Regions from separate parts of the Homo sapiens genome. Here region 1 is linked to region 2. Evidence: chromatin loops called from intact Hi-C (ENCODE). Cell type or tissue: PC-9. All regions are shown on one strand. Each heading gives the region's core, and the rest is flanking DNA. Links, peaks and the distances in the headings are about the cores only. Region 1 has its middle 64 kb from the start of PMAIP1. Region 2 has its middle 71 kb from the start of LINC03111.

Region 1 (11,359 bases), core at 1,065-9,064, 220 kb after region 2:
GCCACTGCACTCCAGCCTGGGGGACAGAGCGAGACTCCATCTCAAAAAAAAAAAAAAAAAAAAAAGAAAGAAAAAAATACAAAAAGAAAATTAGCCAAGTGAGGTGGCCCACATGTGTAGTTCCAGCTACTTGGGAGGCTGAGGCAGGAGAATGGCTGGAGCCCAGGAGATGGAGGCTGCAGTGAGCTGTAATCGTGCTTCTGCACTCCAGCCTGGGCTATAGAGTAAGACCCTGTGTCAAAAAAAAAAAAAAAAAAAATCCCCAAAATCCCAAATTGCTCCAGCTTGGCCATTGGGAGCTTTTCAGCTGATTCCTGCGTCCCTCTGGCACAACCCTGTCATTGCAGTATTTTTGGTTAGTTTTTTCCTTTAAGTGTGTCCTTACTTTTTGGCACTACAAGATGCTCTAGGCTCTTTGTGTATGTTTTCTTTTTTGGGGGCGGGGGAGGGGGACAGAGTCACCATACCTGGCTAATTCTTTGTATTTTTCAGTAGAGACGGGGTTTCGTCATGTTGGCCAGGCGGGTCTCAAACTCCTGGCCTCAAGTGATCTGCCCACCTCGGTCTCCCAACGTGCTGGGATTACAGGCGTGAGCCACCGCACCTGGCCCCTTCATGTGTATTTTCTGCCCTGGCCCTAGAGTCAGCCAGTTCTTCAAGGACCTCTGTTTCCTTTTACTGGGGTACACTAGACAGAAACCAAGATCGGGGTGCTAGGTGTGCCTATTGCTCCTGGAATGTCATTACTTCTGGGCCATCTCCCCTGAAAAAGCAAAGAAACATATGTGTGTACGTGAACCTGAGCACACACACCCATCTTTAAGAATTTCTACGTGGAATCACTGTGTGTATATAAGCTAAACATGAGTTCACAGCATCTCCAACTCCAATCCAGGACCACACGGATCATTCTAGCCTCTCCTTGTTCATATGTAACCTCCTCCTCCAACAGGGTGGAACCTGGTTCCCACTATCTGCCATCTACTTACTTAACTGCTTGTTTATTTAAAAAAAAAAATTAAAATGTTAGTACCATCACTGCCGTGATTCTCTCTGATGCCCTAATTGTCCCAAATCTGGCCAGTGGGATCCCTTTCAACCTTTTCCTCTCCCACATCTCCATCAGTCTTCAACCACAGCTCACTGTTTTCTGGCATAAGCAGATATTCTAGAAATCAGCCATATCCTCAAAGATGCCTAATTTCTTTTTTCCCCTAATTCCTTTTAATAGGGAAGTTGTTGTGTTTAGAGAGTGAGAGCTAGGTGCCTAGTTTGCTAATTGCCACTGGGTTATTATTGCGTCTAGGCCATTTTAGTGGACAGAGCTCATTATATCTATATAATACATTTTTACTGATACTTCCAATCATACCCAAATCCAACACTGGGGGCAGAATTATGAAGTGTTTGAGAAAATCCATAGAGAAATGATGGACAGTTGTCTCATGGGATGGAGAATAGTTTATAGGAATACATTTTGTTTTTCCTTTTCCCCCCCTTTCCTTCCTTTTTTATTCTTTCATGAACTTCAGGCTCAGAATTGAGTTAATCCTTCTTTTCATTCATAGTTCGTTATCAGCACAAGGTATGCAATGCACGTTTGTTTATTTTTCTCCTTCATACCACACAGCCACTCAAGTGATTTTTTTATTACATAAATCAGATCATGCCACTCCTTCACTCTCAACCCTCCCACGCTTCCCATCACACTTGGAGCAAAACCCCAAATTCCTGCCATGGTCAACAAGACCTTGCAGAACCTTGCTCCTAGTTACCCTCCAACGTTTTCCTTCTCTCTCTCTCTCTCCTCTCCAGCCACTCTGGCCTCATTGTTCTTCAACTTACCAGAGATATTCCAGCCCTAAGGCCTGTACATGGAATATGCTTCCTCTGTCTCCAGGTAGCTCCCTCCCTTCTGCAACCAGACCTCTGTTCACATTCCCCCTACCCTACCCAAAGTAGCTCTCTCCATTGCCCTCTCTGCTCTTCTGTGTTTGATTCTTCTTCCTGGCCCTTGTCACTCCCCACCTTGTATTGGTCAACTGTTTTATTGTCTATATTCCACACGAGAATGTTAAGCAACACAATGGCAAGACTTAGATTTATTCCATTTATTCCCTGCTGTTTTCCCAGCCCCTAGAACCTGTGGCTGGTGCATAGAACAGGCTTCATCACTGCATGTGGAGCAAGTTCCCACTCGCATTCTCCTCTCCCCAGTTTAGCACCAATTCAAATAAGGTATGTTCTTATATATAAGCTTATAAAATGCTTAGTACTGTATTTATGATGTCAATGTAGATTTGTTTGGGAGGGCAGTTATCAGTTTGGGAAAATCTCATCCCTGCTTAGTTGTGGTTTAAGTGCCACTCACTAAGAAGTGAAGGTGGGAGTTGGGCTCCACCTCTGCTGGGTTAATAATTAAGAAGTTTGTTTTGTCGGAAGAGAGGGAAAGAAAGCAGGAGAGTGTGACTAGAGGTGTTGGGGGACTTAGTGTCAAAGAGAATTTTTTTGGCTGGGCATGGTGACTCACACCTGTAATCCCAGCACTTAGCAGGCCTAGGTGGGAGGATCACTTAAGGCCGGGAGTTGGAGGCCCACCTGGGGAACATAGAGAGACCCCTGTCTCCACAAGAAAAAAAAAAAATTAAGAGTGTTTTTTTCTTTATTGGATGTGTTCATCTGATCCAAGTCTCTGGAAAGGAAGCTAGGGGAAACACTTTTTATTCAGTGCCTTTTGGGAGGAGGAATGAAGGAGGCAGTGTATCCATCCTCAGGTAGACAGGAGATGCAGTCAAGACATCTTAATGGAGAAAGGGCTCTGCTGAACACAGTAGCTTAGCAGCCTTGTAAGGACACACCTACTAGTTTAAAAAACTGGAATCTACTTTTTTATTTTTTTCAAGATAGGGTCTGGATCTGTTGCCCAGGCTGGAGTGCAGTGGCGCCATCTTGGCTCGCTGCAACCTCCACCTTTCTGCTTCAGGCAAGTCTCCAGACTCAGCCTCCTGAGTAGCTGGGATTACAGGCACCCATCACCATGTCCTGCTAAGTTTTGTATTTTTTTATTTTATTTTATTATTATTATACTTTAAGTTTTAGGGTACATGTGCACAATGTGCAGGTTAGTTACGTATGTATACATGTGCCATGTTGGTGTGCTGCACCCATTAAGTCGTCATTTAGCATTAGGTATATCTCCTAATGCTATCCCTCCCCTCTCCCCCCACCCCACAACAGTCCCCGGAGTGTGATGTTCCCCTTCCTGTGTCCATGTGTTCTCGTTGTTCAATTCCCACCTATGAGTGGGAACATGCGGTGTTTGGTTTTTTGTCCTTGCAATAGTTTGCTGAGAAGTTTTGTATTTTTTGTAGAGATGGAGTTTTGCCATGTTGGCCATGCTGGTCTCAAACCCCTGGGCTCAAGCATTCTGCCTGCCTTGCTCTCCCAAAGTGCTGGCATGAGCCATTGCACCCGGCCTACATTTTCTTATTATAGTAGATTGTCTTTTTACACTGAGTTTCTGTCTCTTAGGTGGCAAATTGCGATTAACTAAAATATTACTTTGGACTTGATGTAGAAACAATATGCTATCTGCAACGTACTTAATTTTTTTTTTTTTTTTTTTTTTTTTTGAGATGGAGTCTCACTCTGTGGGCCAGGCTGGAGTGCAATGGCACAATCTCGGCTCACTGCAATCTCCACCTCCTGGATTCAAGCAATTCTCCCGCCTCAGCCTCCCAACTAGCTGGGATTACAGGTGCCCACCACCACGCCCGGCTAATTTTTGTATTTTTAGGAGAGACGGGGTTTCACTATGTTGGCCAGGATGGTCTCGAACTCCTGACCTCAAGTGATCCTCCCACCTCAGCCTCCGAAAGCTCTGGGATTAACAGGCATGACCCATCGTGTCCTACCTGTTTTGAGAAATTTTTGAGGTTATTAGAACATCTCTAAAGATTACCCAGATACTATAAATCTAGACAGAGATATTCCTGCTTATCATTCTAAACCACATCTCAAAGCAGGACAACCATAGTAATGTGCTAATTGTGATCCGTGGGCTCTAACGCTCGTCCTCCATTAGGCCTGTTGTCCCAGCCTGATTATTAACAGCGCCTCCCTGTTAATTGAGTGGCTCAATTTAGGATTATGTTTCTGCAGCCTCATCGCCCTCTAGTGGCAAAATAGTGTCAGTAGCCAAAGTGGAGAAAAGGCTTTTGTGCAATACACCTAGGAACCGAAAAGTACCCCCTTCATAGTATAAAACTAGAGCTGCAAAAGAGATATCCAGTCTCCTAAGCACCTGGCGGACATGATGAGATCACTCAACTCATCGGAACAAAACAAGATGGGACCCTCACAAATAGTGAGGTTTTTTCGATTGGTTTTTGTTTTTATTTTTACTTATTGGCATAATTTAAAATATTATCAAAACCAGGCCTGGCGCTGTGGCTCACGCCTGTAATCCCAGCACTTTGGGAGGCCGAGGCGGGCGGATCACGAGGTCAGGAGTTCAAGACCAGCCTGGCCAACATGGTAAAACCCCGTCTCTACTAAAAATACCAAAAAATAGCCAGGCGTGGTGGCGGGCGCCTGTAGTCCCAGCAACTTTGGAGGCTGAGACCTGAGAACGTCGTGAACCCGGGAGGCGGAGCTTGCAGTGAGCCAAGATGGCGCCACTGCACTCCAGCCTAGGCGACAGAGTGAGACTCCGTCTCAAAAAAAAAAAAATTAATAAAAATAAATAAAATAAAAATTACCTAAACCCAAGAGAGTCATATTAAAAATGAGCACACAAGCATGATTACTGGTAGAACAAAGAGGAATAACTTTTCAGGAGGACACTTTGCCATTCGGTTTCAAAAGGTGATATGTTAGTACTGTTGACGGCGTAATCCCACCATTGGGAGTTTATGTGAAGAATGTGTTTATCAAGAAACAAAACATATAAGTAGGAGAGTATTCAGAGTTTAAAGGATAAGAATTTGAAAACAACCAATGTTCCCAAATAAAGAACTGATTAAATAAATACGGCTCATCCATACAATGGAATATTACAGAGCTATATTAATTGACCATTAATAAATTGTTGAGTAAAAATAGAAGATAATGGAATTGTATGAATATTATAATTCCACTTACACAAATGAGGGTCTGTGTGTGCTTATGTAGATATGTATATATGTATACACACACAGGAAGACATTTGAAAGAATGGACGTTAGAATGTTCACAGTGGCTACCCCTAGATGATTGAATCACAAGTAATTTTTATCTTCTTTTCATATTTTTTGAATAAATAATTATTCCTTTTATTTTATTTTAGAGAATCTTGCTCTGTTGCCTGGGCTGGAGTGTAGTGGCACAATTTCGGCTCACTGCAAGCTCTACCTCCCGGGTCCAAGCAATTCTCCTGCCTCAGCCTCCTAACTAGCTGGGATTACAGATGCATGCCACCACGACCGGCTAATTTTTGTATTTTTAGTAGCGACGTGTTGGCCAGGCTGGTCTCGAACTCCTGACCTCTAGTGATCCGCCCGCCTCGGCGTCCTAGAGTGCTGGGATTACAGGCGTGAGCCACCATGTCCGGCCCCCAGCTGTATTTTATTTACAATCTAAATCTGCAGCTAGTGAAAAAGAACCTAAAGAGGTAGTGAGAAGGGTCTGTGTGTCAGAGATCTCTAGGGACGCTTCAAAAATAACTCACTATTTAGGGACAAGCTGTGCCCTGACTTGAGGCCCACTGCCTGTCACAGTTTCAACCTTCAGATCTTTGGAGCCAAAAAGCACCTTACAAATCATCATTCATTTGTAACATGAGTTACTGAACACCCTTGGAATTCCCTTGTGCTAAGAACTGAGGATACAGAAGGAAATAAAACTAACAGGACCCAATCCCTGTGGAGCTGACGGCCTTGAGGAGAGTGGAGATAGCAAATAGGTGTCAGGTGTCACCCCTTCCCCGCATTCTGCTCCCTGAAGCCCGTGCCCATGGAAGGCAGATCACTGTGCATCTCTCTGCATGGTACTTCCAAGCAGCTACTACTAGCAATCTGAGTGGCATAAATAAGGCTAATCCAATCCACCCTACATTTTACAGCTCAAGAAATTGAAAGCAAAAACATAAGTGATTACCGCTCTAAGGAATGTGTTAAGAGGTGAACTAGATAAAATAGTCTAGGATAAGGCTATGTTTTCAGACGGTTTTCTGTATAACTGTGGGTTATTTTCAAGATCCCTCTTACCTCTGGTTTTGGACCTAAGATACAATTTTTTAAAATAAAGAATGAGATCATTTCACAAGGATTCTATAGTAAACTCAAGTTTGCAGCCTCTGAAATGATATTCCCTGGAAGAGACTTGATAACAAAATAGAATAGAGGTAAAGTATTAAAACAAACAAACAAACAAAAACCTCAATGCCCTTTCAAAAGAGAGCAAAATGATTTTACTCAAATTGGCTGCATTTGACCTGTGAAATTACTAATATGGTATCTTCTTTTTCATTTTAATAAAATTTTATTTTATTTTAAATCAGGTTTAACATTTACATTCAATAACATATTTAATAAACTTCACTTTTTAATGTGTACAGCTCCGTGAATTTTGACAAATAGTCATATAGGTGTCACCAGAATCAAGGTATCAGATATGGAAATATTCAATATTGCCACCACTCCAAAAAAGTTTCCTCATGTCCCCTTTCAGCACCAGGATACAACATTTTGGCGGTGAACTGAAATTCCAGTTAAACTGTCCCACCTGGTAAACCCAGCGTTGCATCTGGGAAAATGCCATATGCCAAAACGAAATGAGAACAAGCCAACCAGCTTGTTTTTGCCTCCTCTATCCCCCACCCAAATCCCTGTTGATCTTCTCAAGTGTCTCATTGGTCTAAATGATTTGAGCAGGTTACTATTGTTCCTTTTGCTTTGCAAATTTACTTTTAATTTAAATGAAGATTAGATTGAGTTACAATGAGATTGTAAAAGATATTCTAATTCTAAAACAATACAACATTATTGACTAAGGGAGAAAAAAATAACAGCTTGTTCCTAAATTACATCAGGATGCTAGATTTTGCTTAATTCTTGATGTGAAAAGACAGGCAGGGAGACTAGTGCTGGGTTGGGGAGGGGGGTGACAGGCAGTGCCAGCCAGACACCCACTGCCTTTCCAAGAATTCTGGGTACCGGTGATGCCCCCAGAAACTCCAAGAAAATATCATATTGAATCAAACTGAATATGGGAAGACACAAACGTATTTTAACAAATACCATCACCCGGTGTAACATTTCCACTGCAGTCACATGGGTGAAGATGCAAATTTTTCTGAAATTTTCATTTCTTTAATGATTGTTCATTTTAGAATGCTGTCATTAGTTGCCAGGGTTCTTTGTAACACTAAATACTGTTCTCTTTCACTTTTATGAAAAGACCAATTTGATCTTTCATTTGAGGATGATGAAGTTTGAGATGCTTTGTGGTAACTATTCAAAACAGTCTCTCACTGTTCTGACTCTGTGTGTCTGGTGACTAGTGAGCACAGATTGGGGGGCGGGAGCTGCTGGTCTAGACCACCTGCATCTTTTATTTAAATTAACAGGCCACCTAGAAGTGGTTCATCCTGACTGATCAAGGATAATCACTTAAATCAAGTGATTTAAGTGAAAATCAAGATAGTTAATATTACCTGAGTCCTTTTATGGACTTTTCTAAAATGCAAAACGTCACAATGCAAACAAACAAACAAACAAAATACAAAACCATCAGAGTGATTTGATAGCAAATATCAGAAGACCCAACTGAAAATGTGTTAAGCAAGAGGAGTTTATCATCTCAGGTAAAGACTCCATGGGTAGTCAAGTCCTGGCTGGGTTAATTCGGCAGCTGAGGCTCTGTCATCTTTTCACTCTGCCTCTGTGGGTAGAAGGGGAATCCCTCATAATTTCAAGGTGTCAGTCACAGTTTCACACACCCAACAAGCCGGGGCAGAAAAGCAGTATTCTTGCCCCCACCCAGATTCTATTTTTTGTGATAGAAAAGAAACTTTTCCAACTTCAGCATGTGTATGGGAAGTGGCTCTATTATAAGAAGGAAGGGAATGGCTGCCTGGTAGAGACACAGGACTTTACACTAGAGATTTCACAGACATTTCCACTAGAGCCCAGTGAGGAGCTACGATGGCCCTCCTTTGCAAGTTTGGAAACAGAAGCTCCCAGCATTCCAGTGACGTGCTCCAGACAACGTTAGAGTTAAGAATTAAACTTGGATCCATCTGGTTCTAAGTTTCAGGATCTCATTCAATACACTAAAGTCTGGTTTCCAAAACAAAGTAAAAGACAATACGATAAATAAAGTAAAATTGTAATAGGCCTACACCCAATGTGAGAATGAACAGGTAACCTTCTTGCCTGCAAATGCTTAGAATGCCTCCGCTAATAATCAGTCTTTGAGTTAAGGAATTGTCTCCGAGATACCACTATAAAAAATAGAAATATGCGGGAGATTTAGAATTAAGAAAAAGAGAAAGGAAAAAGATTACAAATATGTATTTATTTGCATGCTCTAACATCTTAACATATGTATTTATTTGCACAATCTAACATCTTAACATATGTATTTATTTGCATACTCTAACATCTTACCATAGGTATTAATTTGCATGCTCTAACATCTTAACATATGTATTTATTTGCATGCTCTAACATCTTAACATATGTATTTATTTGTATGCTCTGACATCTTAACATGTATTTATTTGCATGCTCTAACATCTTACCATATGTATTTATTTGCATGCTCTAACATCTTAACATATGTATTTATTTGTATGCTTTAACATCTTAACATATGTATTTATTTGCATGCTCTAACATCTTAACATATGTATTTATTTGCATGCTCTAACATCTTAACATATGTATTTATTTGCATGCTCTAACATCTTAACATATGTATTTATTTGCATGCTCTAACATCTTAACATACATATTTATTTGTATGCTCTGACATCTTAACATATGTATTTATTTGCATGCTCTAACATCTTAACTGGGATTCAAATATGTGTCTGGTATTTTGGTGGAGAGCACAGGATAGGTTCATTCGACAGGTGAAGCCAGAGGAAATTTGAGGTAAACTTGGTATTGGGGGCAGTGACCCTGATGGGATAGAGAGAGAGAGCAGGGGACACCCAGAGACTGGGATGGGATCGGGGAGAGACCACATGCATGGGCAACCCTGTGAAGGGTGGGGCCCAGAGGCCCTGGCTGACCTGCCTACTTCTCCAGCCACCTCTTTGATCTTCTCCTACCTTCCCCACCTTGCCTATATATTGAACTCTACCACAGGATACTTGGTTCCCTGGAGGCCAAGTTGCTCAAATTATTCCACTGACATCCCCTTATCCAGAGGGGGGTGAAATCACACTCTAAAATTTGGAAAAGCCATGCAAAGTTATCTTTAAAATTTTTCAAAAACTTATGCTTGATTTCAAAAATGACTGCAATTTTGCATTGTACTGCAACATATAGCTCAGTCACACACTGTTGGATATAATTGACTGGTTGGACCTAGGTGTTACCTGAATTGAGAACTGTGATTGTATTTGCAGAAATGACCCAATTTCAAGACCTCAAGACCCCTGCTCCCCCGCGTCTGTCTTTTTTTCTTTTCCAGGGCTTTATTGTCCTATGTTCATCTAGGAACCCGCAGGGGTCTCATGTGTACCCTGATTCTCATTCTCCAAGCTTGTGGATCCTTTCAGTTTGTCCCTTTGATAGTTTGTCCCTAAGTTCACTGAATATACAACCTCGCAGGGAAGACTGTTCAAACAGCATCCTTTTCTCTTGTTTTTCTTCAGGAGCCAGAAAGGCATGGGGGTGACTCCCCTGAATTGTATCCGTGGCCAGCAGCTCAGTTAGCCCTGTGTTCTGCCACCTGGGCTCACTGTGGTGGCCTTGGGCTGCTTTCTGCTCTGCTGACCCATCCTCTCTGGCCTGAGGGAAAGGTCTCTCCTTTCTCTTTCAGCTCTCTCATACAGGAGGCTCCTAGGTTACATCTTTCATACCCTAGAGCAGACAGACTCTCCTGGGCCTAGGTGGGATGGAGGCAGGGGTGTCCATGGGAGGGACAAGCACACCCCACATTGTCTGGAATCGCTGTCCCTGACTTAACCGCCCTCCTGCTGAGTTTGACCTTCTCCACCAGATCTGCTCACTTAGTGCCTTTTCTTTCCTCCTTCTCCTCCTCCTCCTCCTTCTTCTTCTCTCTTTTTTTTTTTTTTTTTTTTTTTGAGACAGAGACTCACTCTGTCACCCAGGTTGGAGTTCAGTGGCACAATCTCAGCTCACTGCAATGTCTGCCTCCTGGGTTCAAGTGATTCTCCTGCCTCAGCCTCCTGAGTAGTTGGGATTACAGGTGCATGCCACCACACCCAGCTCATTTTTGTATTTTAAGTAGAGAGAGCCCGCCTCAGCCTCCCAAAGTGCTGGGATTACAGGCATGAGCCACTGCACCCAGCCTCTTCTTTTTTCTTTAATCCTAAGGCTCCATTGTCCTCCACAGCCTGTCACTGGGTCTCTCAGCCTTTCAGATATGTTTCTAATGAACTCCAATTGTGAACAGGGTTCAGATTCTTTCCCATGGGGTTCCTGGATCCCATTCAAATCCAAGCCCCATTCAGAAAGTGTCACCCAGAATGTAAAGACAAAGCTAGATTTTTGGAGGGGAGCTGGGAGGCACAAATGAATCTTAGCTCTGACCTTACTGAGACACTTTACTTATTCTTTGTTTAAAATTACTCACTAACGAGTAAAGTTGCAGGTTCAAAAGATGTCCCACATTTCCTCCTTAAATTACCCCTGGGGACAGAGGTGCTTCACTTTGAGAAGTGAACAGCACTGGGAGGGTCTCCTCACCAAGGTGCCTGGGTCAGTGTCTGTCTGCCTGAACTTTCCTTCCTCCCTGTCTTTCTCTGGCCAATAGCTTCTTCCTTCAAGATTGGCCTGGCCGCCATCCAATCTAGAAAGCCTTTCCTGGCCATGCTTAACTCCTATGCTCAGCCTCAGTTAGATGCACCTTTTGCAGTGCTCTGGGCACACCAGGGCGTGCCTGCCATCACCAGGTTGTCATGATCTGTCCCCTTGTCTCCGGCCTCCATTTAATCCTCTGAGCATTGTTGATGTTTGCGTCTTTTATCTCTGTTCCAATAAGTGCTCAACAGAATTACAAAATAACAATTGGGTGGATGGATGAATGCATGGGTTTCTGCATGAAAAAATAAATGGATAATAATAATAAAGTAAATTTCACAGATTGTGAAGGATTACATTTGATTTCTAACATGAACTTGCTT
Region 2 (11,359 bases), core at 1,425-9,424:
CTAAATGTATTTTTATAATCAGTGTCTAGAAATCAAATATAAATTAATCATAAACTAGACTTTTCTCAATTAAGGGTAACAGACCAAATCAAAACTATAATAGCAATCTGTGCCCAAACTCAGCTTGTTCCTCATCTAGGATATTAGACTGGGAGTCCCAGACCAACCATTTATTGAAAATAAAGCCAGACTACAGATGAGAGAGGATATATAGAAGACTGATAGGTCTGAAACTTACAAGAGAGAACATCATTGTTTCCTATAATTTTACCTTTAATATGCTTCTATTTAGCAACTTATCAAAATTACTTTACATTCCATGACAACACAGAAGTTGGTAAGATATCTAAAACAAGTTAAATGAGAGAAAAAAAAGGAATCTTGGAAATCAAAATTTGTGATAGTTATTTAATATCATCAAATTTGGATAGTCAACCTTTAATGCTATTTTCTCACTATTCCTTTATTCAACTGACAGACATTGAGTCGTAATATGTAGTGAGGTTTCAGAAATGAAAAAGACAGATTTTCAGATTGAACCAGTTCTCAATATGGTATGACAAGATACTCATATCCAAATGCTTCAGAAATGTAGCAAACGGGAGGGAGTAGACAGCTCTCCTCAGATAAGTCTGAGAATTCTTCACAGAGGAATACTTGTTTCAGTTTAGTCTTATTCTTAAAGGACAAATACTTTACTCTTGAAAAACAAGGGTATTCTGGGAAAATAGAACAGCACACACACAAAGAAAATCACCTTGGAGCAGTACGCAAGATGATTCAATAGGGAGTAGGCTCGATATAGTTGGATAAAGAGGAGGAAAGAGAGGGACACAGAGGAGGGAGGGAGTAAAAGAAAGAAATGGAGAGAGAGAGAGCTAGAAATAGAGATGGCGAGAGAAACAGAGAGAGAGATAGGGAGATACAGAGAGTGGTAGAAAATGTAAATACAGGTTTCCAGAACACTAATGGAATCCTTGGACGAATGGCTTTTAATTGATGAATTATCTACTGCAAATCATTCTTATTCTAGTTAATATATGTTGTGTATAAAATTAAAAGATTCAGAACCTTAAAAGTTTGTTCTTAATATTTGCCAAAATAATGCCGAATAATTTTGCTAAAACCACAGTTAGGCTAGGTCGACTGAAAAAGTACAAATTTGGGAAGGTAATGGAGAAATATAAACCAGAATTTATAATTAAATAAGTAAAGCAAATTAATGAAATTTGTAATGTGTTTTTAACATAATATTATAATAATGTTGTATTTGTAAATACAATATTATAAATATAAATATGAATACCACAATTTTAAATCTAGTACTCTACCATTCCATTTCCTTTTGCAAGTCCTATAAAGTAAGGAATTACATTAGAATAATTTTTTTCTTCCCTTACAGGTACTCCAAGATAAACTGGAGTTTTATAATATTAGTTATTAAATAGTTTGAAAACCATATCACACATGAAGACAATAACTTTTGCCCAGATAAACAGAACAAAAGGAGTAGGGGAGATAGATCATGTTTGATTTTTGTTTTTGTTTTTTGAGTCTCTCTCTGTCACCCAGGCTGGAGTGCAGCGGCGCAATCACAGCTCACTGCAGCCTCAAACTCCTGAGCTCAAGCAATCCTCCTGCCTCAGCCTCCCAAGTAGCTGGGACTACAGGTGTGTACCACCTCGCCCAGCTAATTTTTTGTAGAGATGGAATCTCCCTGTGTTGCTAGGCTGGTCTCAAACTCCCGAACTCAAGCAGTCCTCTTGCCTCAGCCACCCAAAGTGCTAGGATTACAGGCTTTGTTATTTAATGTGCAAGAAGAAATCAGAAACCTGAGATCTCTCCCAGTGTGTTGTCAGCGTCCATGGATTCTCTCATCACCCAATAGGGATTTCATACAATAAAAGCATGCAATTAATACCATTCTTCTTTTCTTTTTATGCTTTCCAAGTATAAGATAATTCCAAATAGCATAAATTTTGAAGTTATTTTGAAATAGAAACATGATAAAGTACATTCAAGCAAAGGGCCTAAAGACAGGAGCAGAAAGAAGGCATCTCACCATCTATCAATTGTGATAATCTAGGAGGAGCTACGTGTAAATTAAGATACCATGAATGGAAGTGCAGTGGATGGACAAACACAAGAGGTGTTAAGAAGACAGAACTGGGTGGCTTAGTGGTTGGTTGGAATCAGAAATTAAGGAAGAAAGGAAGAGTCAAAAGTCATTTCCAGGATTCAATTTGAATGACAGCCAAATAGATTCTATTTAAATCAGAAGTCAGACTGTATTAGTCTGTTCTCATGCTGCTAATAAAGACATACCCAAGACTTGGTAATTTATAAAGGAAAGAAGTTTAATTGACTCAAAGTTCCACATAGCTGGGGAGGCTTCACACTCATGGAGGAAGGTCACATCTTACATGGCGGCAAGCAATAGAGCTTGTGCAGGGGAACTCCCATTTATCAAACCATCAGATCTTGTGAGATTGATTCACTACCATGAGAACAGTATGGGGGAAACCACCCCCATGATTCAATTATCTCCATCTGCCCCCACCTTTAATATGTGGGTATCGTTACAATTCAAGGTGAAATATGGGGGTGGGGCACACAGTGAAATCATATCATTGACCATGTCACTTTCTCTCCCCAGATCCTTCCAGTGGGGTTCCCTTGCTTTCTCAGAGTCCTGAGCTCATCCCCTAATACTCTCCCTTTTGCTCTATGCCAGCCACACTGGCATTCTTGCTATTCCTCAAACACACCAAGCATGCCTTAGGTTTTGCACTGGTCATCTTCAATGCCTAGAATATTTCTCCATCAAATATCTGCTGCACTCCCTTGCTTTCTTCAAGTCTTTGAAGACTTGAAGAAATATAATACATACAACCTACAAAATCTGTGTTAATTGATAGTTTATATTATTGGTAAGGCTTCCTGTCAACTTAGGCTATTAGTAGTTAGATTTCTGGGGAATCAAAACTTATATGTGGATTTTCAGATGTTTGGTACTCCTAATCCCCAAGTTGTTCAAGAGTCAATTGTACATGTGAATCACACCAAAGCTGTAAAGTTTTCTTTAAAACTTTGTCTTCTCTACATTAAATCCTAATGATTTTGTTTCTTATAGTATATGTTCGCTTCTCTAAATAGAGAACTCACTAGCAGAATTTTGTACTAATTTCATTTATATTTTTATTCCACCAATAAAAATGCAAATTAATGTTCAAGATGTCCCTGGCAATTGAGATAATAATTTATGTATGCTTTAAATTAAACAGTGCTGAATAAAACAGCAGAGAATTAAAAGATCAAAAGAAATAAAAATGGTGATAATTTTTAATGCAAAAATTGAATATCCAAAGCCAAGTTGGAAAAAACATTTAAATATTACATTTTATGTCTATTGCACTTTTATGGAGCAGTTATTATTAAAAATACATTCTCCATACAATAGACAAAGCAAGTAATATCAAATATCTGCTTGTATGTTTGTTGCTTGTATCTCTCACTTCCAAAAAAAGTTGAAGAAGCTGACAATAAAAGACAAATATAAGAGAGGAGCATTAAAATTATTTATTTTTAAAAAGAGCCAGGCTGGGCCTGATGACTCAAGCCTGTAATCCCAGCACTTTGGGAAGCCAACACCGGAGGATCACTTGCAGTCAGGAGTTTGAGACCAGCCTGAGCAACATGTTGAAACCTCATCTCTACCAAAAAATAAAGAGTAAGCAGTCATGGTAGTGTGCACCTGTAGTTCCAGCTACTTGGGAGGCTGAGGCAGGAGAATCCCTTAATCCCAGGAGTCTGAGGCTGCAGTGAGCTATGATTGCACCACTGCTCTCCAGCCCAGGTGACAGAATGAAACCCTGTCTCTAAACAAATAGAAATAGAAATAAATAATAAATTTAAAAAGAGCCAGTGATGAACAGGTGAATATAGTACTGCTGAAAAAAATGTTATTAAGGATAGTTGCCAAAACTGAGCAAAACATCTAGCTCTGGGCTTCCACATAGTCAAGACACAAAGGACTCCTATAAATTAAGTTGCACTCTTTGTTTAAGGTACTAATTGTGTGCAGCAAGACTGTGCTACTATAATGGAAAGAAAACATTTTCCTTTCTCACAGTAGTTCCTTATCAGATAATTACATTGTTGTATTCAAATTTTCAAAAGCAAGGTTGCTGCTATTTCCTCAAAACTTTCTCTTTTTTTTTGAGAGTCTTAGTCTGTCACCCAGGCTGGAGTGCAGTGGTGCAGTCTCAGCTCACTGCAACCTCTGCCTTCCAGGTTCAAGCAATTCTCCTGCCTTAGCCACCCAAGTAGCTGGGATTATAGGTATGTACCACCATGCCCAGCTGATTTTTATATTTTTAGGAGAGATGGGGTTTCACCATGTTGGCCAGGCTGGTCTTGAACTCTTGGCCTTAAGTGATCTGCCCACCTCGGTTTCCCAAAGTGCTGCGATTACAGGTGTGAGCTGCTGCACCCGGCCCCACCATCCTTTTGAGCATTTCCATGAACTCAGGACTTGCCCCTGCTATGGTGTGAATATTTATGTCTATGAGCCCAGAAGTGGGCCCTCATCAGACAACAAATCAGTTGGTGCCTTGATCTTGGACTTCCCATCCTCCAGTCTCCAGAACTCTTAGAAATAAATTTCTATTGTTTATGACCCACCCAGTTTGTGGTATTTTGTTACAGCAGCCTAAATGAGTAAGGCAGCGCACTTCAGTTAGAAATTTAATAAAGTCACGTGCATAAAGCAGTGGTTTCCAAAACTGATGATCAGAATCATATGTGAAGCTTCAACAATTCAAATTTTGATTTTGTTATCTGCCACCTGGTGGGTATGCAGCTCTGTCACTTTGGTAATAAGGTCTATTACCCTTTCAGCAGGAGCATCTAAAATCTGAGAAAAGCTTAATATTTTACTATTATTATTTTTTTTCTTTTTTTGAGACAGGGTCTGGCTCTGTCGCCCAGGCTGAAATGCAGTGGTACAATTTCAGCTCACTGCAACCTCTGCCTCCCAGGCTCAAGCAATCCTCCCACCTCAGCCTCCCGAGTAGATGGGACTATAGGCACGCACCAGCACACTCAGGTCATGTTTTCTTTTTAATTTTTTGTGGAAATGAGGACTCACTATGCTGTCCAGGCTGGCCTCAAACTCTTGGGCTCAAGTGATCCTTTTTCCTTGGCCTCCCAAAGTGCTGGGATTACAGGTGTGAGCCACCCTTCCTGGCCTACTATTTTTCTAATCATTCAAAAATACACAAAAGAAAGAAATGTATAAGAAAAAAGCAAATGTATAAGAAAAGAGAGAAATGTATAAGAAAAAAATTAAAATCCCCTGTATATAACAAAAAAATTAAAATCTATGTGGTTAATCTACCACATAGAATTAACCATTATTAACATCGGGTATCTTTTCTTCCATAATTTATTCTATATATGCATATACAGAAAAGGTAGAATTTAATATGTATATTTCTGAAGTTTTGGTAAGAAAGTCTTAAAAGGATGGAGAGGAGAATCTGTATGTTTTTCAAAAGATCAAGATCAGTATCCCTATTTTTTTGATGTAAGTATATGAGGAATCTTTTGTCCATTTGTCCCCATTCACATGTCTAGTGTCCTAGCCCACCTTCCAGTCACCCAAATGCTTAAAGTCAGACCGAGCAGCAGAACAGGGGGCAGATGTGGCTCTTGGAGACAGCAGGGCACATTGTGCGTGGTCTCAGCTGCTGACCATTTTCATCATTCTCCGTGGAAACACCAAGGGATGGGTGGTGACCAACATTCCTGCACTTTTATAAACATTCACTGAGTAGAGAGTCACTGAGTCAAATAGTTCCAAAAGCATAAGCAGGTGACTTTTAAAAACACATTTACATATGATTAAAAGCTGGGTCATCAAGACACTTTGCAAAGGCTGAGAGCTTAAGTGGAAACTTCATTAGTTTCATGTGCCGGAGGGAAACGTTGAAGCTAGGCTGCACCTAGGATGACGTGGCTTTACAGTGTGCTAGGTTAAGTCAACCTTTACCTAGAGAGTTATGAGGACAAACGGTCAGCGGTATCAGCTGAGATGGAGCGGACACTCATCCTACAGTGACTCAGCATGACTCATCAGGGCTCTGAGCTTAGGCATAGATTCTGTAAATGACAGGGAGGCATTTTATTCACTTGAGCTATTACAGTGTTGGCTTTCCCAAACAATGAAAATGACTCAAATTGCTGAGGGGAAAAAAATTGCAGAACTTCCTTTTTTTATCCCTTTGAAGATTGTTACTTTCCAGGCTAACCTGATCTATAATATCAAGAAAAAATAGAGAGAAAATTGGGGGAAACACAGACACACAAGAAAATTTGGGGAGGTAATGCATATAATTAGTATCTTGGTTGTGGTTCTGGTTTCACGTGTGTATGCTTATATCCAAACTCATCAGGAAGTATGAATTAAATATGTGCAATCTTTTATCTGTCGATTATACCTCAATAAAGCTAAAAAAGAAAATTTAACAGATATTGTAAGAGTTATAAAGTTTAAACCAGTGAAAGTCATAAAGGAAAATGTGACATCAAATGATGAGGATGATAAGCAGTTCCAGGTATCAGGGAACAGCAGCAGGTAAATGCAATGATAGGCTTCATGGGAAAACACTGCTGGAGTGGAGGATGTAAGACAAGCGTGTCATAATAATACAAGAACATCATATATATTCAAACTGGAGCTTCCTATTCATGCAGTAGATTGGAATCATTATAGAATTTTAACTCCAGTGCCTAACAGTGGGTACAAGTCTCACCTTCCTCAACTCAATGAGGCTGATTCATTTGCTTTCTGCCTCTCTACTTAGCCATAAATCAACATACAGTGTATTAAATTCCTGCAATGAACCCAGCTCTGTTCACCCACTCACTACTTATTTATTTATGTATATGATTTGCACAAAGACATGGAAAGGAACTATAGTCTTAACATTTCTTCAATATGTGTATTAATTAGGTCTGGTAGTTAGGGAAATGGGTTAAAGGCATTCTGAAACCATTTTTTAAAACTCAAGGAGCAACAGGTGAAAAAAATTAATAAGTGAGGTAAGTTTGAAAGAAGAGAATGGCCTTCTGGACTGAGAAATTACAATGAATAAATTAACTTAGTCTAGAACAAACTTTGGTGTGAACTGGGAACAACCAGGGTACACATAATTACTGAAGAAAAAAGGTCTGCAGGGAGATATGGAAAACTAGTGGAAAATAAAAAACAGACAGTATAGGCTTTTAAAGTATGAAGATTAAAATGTACCTTAAAGGCAATATGGAACCTTCGTATATTGTCAAGCAATAGTGAAGTTTTGCCAGCACTGGTTAACCCAAGAAGAGCATACAGCACAGATATGGAGAATCACCAGGGACCTTCCATGGTAATACAGCTGTGAACGAATGTTAGCCTAATTTGCAGTACCAGCAGTGAGAAGATAGAGAAGAGAGAAAAGCTGATTTCCATGTGTCTAACCTGGGAGATGAGCTAAGTGTTAGTTCCTAATAACTCTGAGTGGAAAAAAAAAAAAAAGTTCCCCATCACATATGACATCAAATCTAACTTTTTGATCTGGCAGTCAAAGCCCAACAAAAGTTGATTCTTTTCTCCCCATAATGCATTATTTCAGTCATTTCCCTCCTACTATATTTATTTAGTTGCTACTATTCACCCAGCCAGTGCTAGGTACCAATTTATGGCATTACTCCAGACTTCACTCCTGCTTCAAATGTGCTGCTCTGTAGCAGTTAGTGCCCCAATTTATATACCAAAATACAAGGTGCATTATTGCCTCTGGCATATACTCTAGCACATGTTCACCTTCTTCCGCCTATTCATAACAAATTTATCAATATGTTCACATCCCATCAGTACTAAGAAAGATACTTTGAATACTTCATCTCTCCTTTCTTATCCATAGTATATCTCCTTTCTCAGCCCACACGAATAAATTTATATGGCCATAATTCTGCAGTTATTTAGCATTAATAGTCTTAGTCTTCCCTTCAATTGTATTGAAATGTTATCAAAAATAGAACTGTACATTATCTGGACTGTTATCAAAAGCAGAACTGTATATTCTATCTCTTGTGAGTCATCTGGTGCTGAACAAATACTGCATATACTACTTGCTATTTATAGTTAGGGAAATTCATAGCCAAAAATAAAATCCAAATATTTACTTTGCTTCATTAATTCTCTTATATCATGAAAAATGAGAGTTTTGCAGTATAATAGGAAAATTAAAACATTTGCAAAATATCAACACCAAAAACAAATTTATTTTGAAATTGTTTCTAGTCTGGAAAGGCATACATATATAGCACAGATATGGAGAATCACCAGGAACCTTCAGTGGTAGTACAACTGTGAATGGATGTTAACCTCATTTGCAGTACCAGCAGTGAGAAGAAGACTTTTGGGATTATCTTTAAATCTGTAATCATAATTTAATTGTTACTGTAATTTCTGTCACTATTCAGACTACTGTTTTTATTCTCTATATCTGTATACTCTTTTCCTCTGAGAATATTTTCAAGAGTATTTTTGTTCCAAGAAAACAATATTTTCAAGAAATACTGGTTCCAAGAAAACAATATTTTCAAGAAATACTGGTTCCAAGAAAACAATGTAGCCTACCTTAACTAGAGGAAAGCTGTCAGGCAAGAAAAACATAAGATGTATAAAGAAATAAACAAACAAGATCAAAGAAACATTTTTCAGTCCAGTGAACATACATTAAATTTCAAAAAAGTATTTAAATATGTTGAAATATGAATGAAATATTCAAGTATTAGGATTAATCAGAAAAAGTATTTGCTTATTCATTTTATCTAGCAAAATCTATTGGATATCTATTAATATCAAAACTCCTGTATCAGAGGAGAGTCCCCATTTTCTCAGCCACAAAAAGAGTAATAACAGTACCTGTCTTGTAAAGTTGCAAGAATTACATGACTTTATTTGCATAAAATGCTAAAATGAAAAGCTAACATGTGTGGTATTGATTTGGGTATAGGACAACAGAAGACAAAGAAACTTCATAGGAGGCTGGACAATTTGTGAGAAAACTATTATTGTTCCACCCATAACGCCTGTTATGGGTGGCTAGAAATATAACAACTTGTGTTACATAGTAACCAAAAGATGGCTACCACTGTCACCTGAGATAAAGAAAGAAAATAAATATGTGAACCTGTGCCTCATGGTTTCCAGGCAAAATGTTGAAAGTGTCAATCAGTTGCTTTTAGGTGCATTTGGAAAGGCTCTATGAGAAAGGCACAACCTCAGAAAACAACTGGACACCTTGGCAAGCAGAATGAGAGGGAACATAGAAAACCAAAAGCTGGCTGGGTAAAATAAGGCTGAGACCTACTGGGCTGCATTCCCAGATGGTTAAGGCATCCTAAGTCATAGGATGAGATAGGAGGTTGGCACAAGATACAAGTCACAAAGACCTTGCTGATAAAACAGTTTGCAGTAAAGAAGTCGGCCAAAACCCACCAAAACCAAGATGGCAACGTATGACCTCTGGTCATCCTCACTGCTACACTCACATTAGTACCATGACAGTTTACAAATGCCATGGCAACGTCAGGAAGTTACCCTCTATGGTCTAAAAAGGGGAAGCATAAGTAATCCACCCTTTGTTTCACATATAATCAAGAAATAACCAAAAAAATAACCATGCTCTGTTTACAGAGTGGCCATTCTTTTATTCCTTTACTTTCCTAATAAACTTGCTTTCATTGAAAAAAAAAAGAAAAGAAAACCAAAAGCTTATTAACTAAAACACTGAACTCTTTCCCTTCTCCAGCTTCTCCAGCCACTAGATTTTCAAATTAGGTTATAGCCCCGTATCAAAGACCAAGGCAAGAGTGTAGCCATCTCTAGATGATTTCAGTAGGCTGTCTTACTGACAAAAACAGCATCTATAATATTTAGGGGCATGGTCCCACAGATGCAATATGCTTAAAATACTTGTAATTAAGTATAGAGAAAATGATGTATTAAAAATAATTGTGAGTATATTTTTGGGCAAATAGAGTTAACTGGAAACAGATACACAGAAAACCCACAAAGTTTTTGAGAGAGACGTATTAGCAAAAGTTGTACTAGCCTATTGTATGTGTAAAAAGGCTTCTGGGCTTCCAATTTCTCAGACAGGAAGAAAGCTGAGGATGCTATTCTATCATCAAAAAACACATATTCTCCACTGTCCCTGTTGGATTTAGGTCCAAATTAAATGATCAAATTTTTTAAACTTTGAAAAGAAAATATAGGATTTCCTATTGCATTAGGGATGGGAAAGAATTTTAAAAATACAGAAAGCATAAACCATAAAGAAAAGGATAGATGCATTTAAATTAACATTAAAACTTCCATGGATCAAAAATATGATTAAAAGAGTGTGAAAAACTGTATACTGGGAGAAGGTATTTGAAATATATAAAAATAACAAAAAGTACAGTACATATATATGAACTACCACAAATCAGCATAATAAAAAGCAAACACAATAGAGAAAGGAGCAATAGATATGAACAGGCAGTTTACAGAAAAGGAAATCAAATGACCAACAGCATGAGAAAAGGTAGTCAAATTCACTAGATGTCAGCAGAGAAATGCAAACTAACACAAAAAAGGATACTATTTCATACCCATCAATTTGACAAAAATTAAAATATTGGCAAATACTTGTCAAAGTTTGAGAAATGGGAACTTTTAGCCATTGCTGGTAGAAAAAATGCAAATTGGTATAAACACTTGGAAAGCCACTGGCAATAGTTAGCAGTGTTTAAGGTGTGCATGCCATGAAATGTAACATTTCTACTTCTAAGCAACAAGCCCTAGAATAATTCTTGCTCAGGATGCCAAGGAAATATGTATACAAGTTTCATACAGCATTATTTATAATTGCAAATAATTGGAAACAACCCAAATATTCATCAACAGGTAATAGATAGACAAATTCATATTCCTACAATGAAATCCTAAACAACAGTAAAAAAATGAACTGAAGCTTTATGTCATGTATCAACATTAATGAACCCCACAAATATAATGTTGAATATATTTGTATATATGATACACCACCACAGACAGAGCTTTTTAATGTGCAAGAAATTCTTTGTAAAGTTTACAGATATAAGTATATGCAGTAAAATTGTAAAGGTATCAATGAGGGTAAAAAATGATAAATTCTGGGAAACAGTATGCCTGAAGAAAAGAGACTGAAATGTAATTGGGGAACAGCACAAAGAGAAATTTGGCTACATCCCTAATGTTTCTCCTTAAACTTGGAGTTGTGGA

The links. Hi-C counts contacts between places; a loop is a spot of excess contacts. Peaks named below come from ENCODE experiments on the same cell type or tissue, not always from the same donor. Only the 100,000 strongest peaks of a DNase experiment are listed, where the experiment ranks them.
Region 1: it touches region 2 in a loop (8-fold over the local background); 1 of 110 quality-filtered maps calls a loop at or near these places.

What each region holds. Positions count from the first base shown.
Region 1 is chr18:59,830,520-59,841,878 of GRCh38, reverse strand. No RefSeq gene overlaps it. Among named protein-coding and RNA genes, the nearest start is that of PMAIP1, 64 kb to the left of the region's middle. In PC-9, for the core only: CTCF peaks have their summits at 1,221, 1,421, 3,962 and 4,163 (motif pointing left); a DNase peak (open chromatin) is centred at 4,168.
Region 2 is chr18:60,048,636-60,059,994 of GRCh38, reverse strand. No RefSeq gene overlaps it. Among named protein-coding and RNA genes, the nearest start is that of LINC03111, 71 kb to the left of the region's middle. In PC-9, for the core only: no CTCF peak of the experiment used is centred there; a DNase peak (open chromatin) is centred at 6,114; H3K27ac peaks cover 2,428 bases.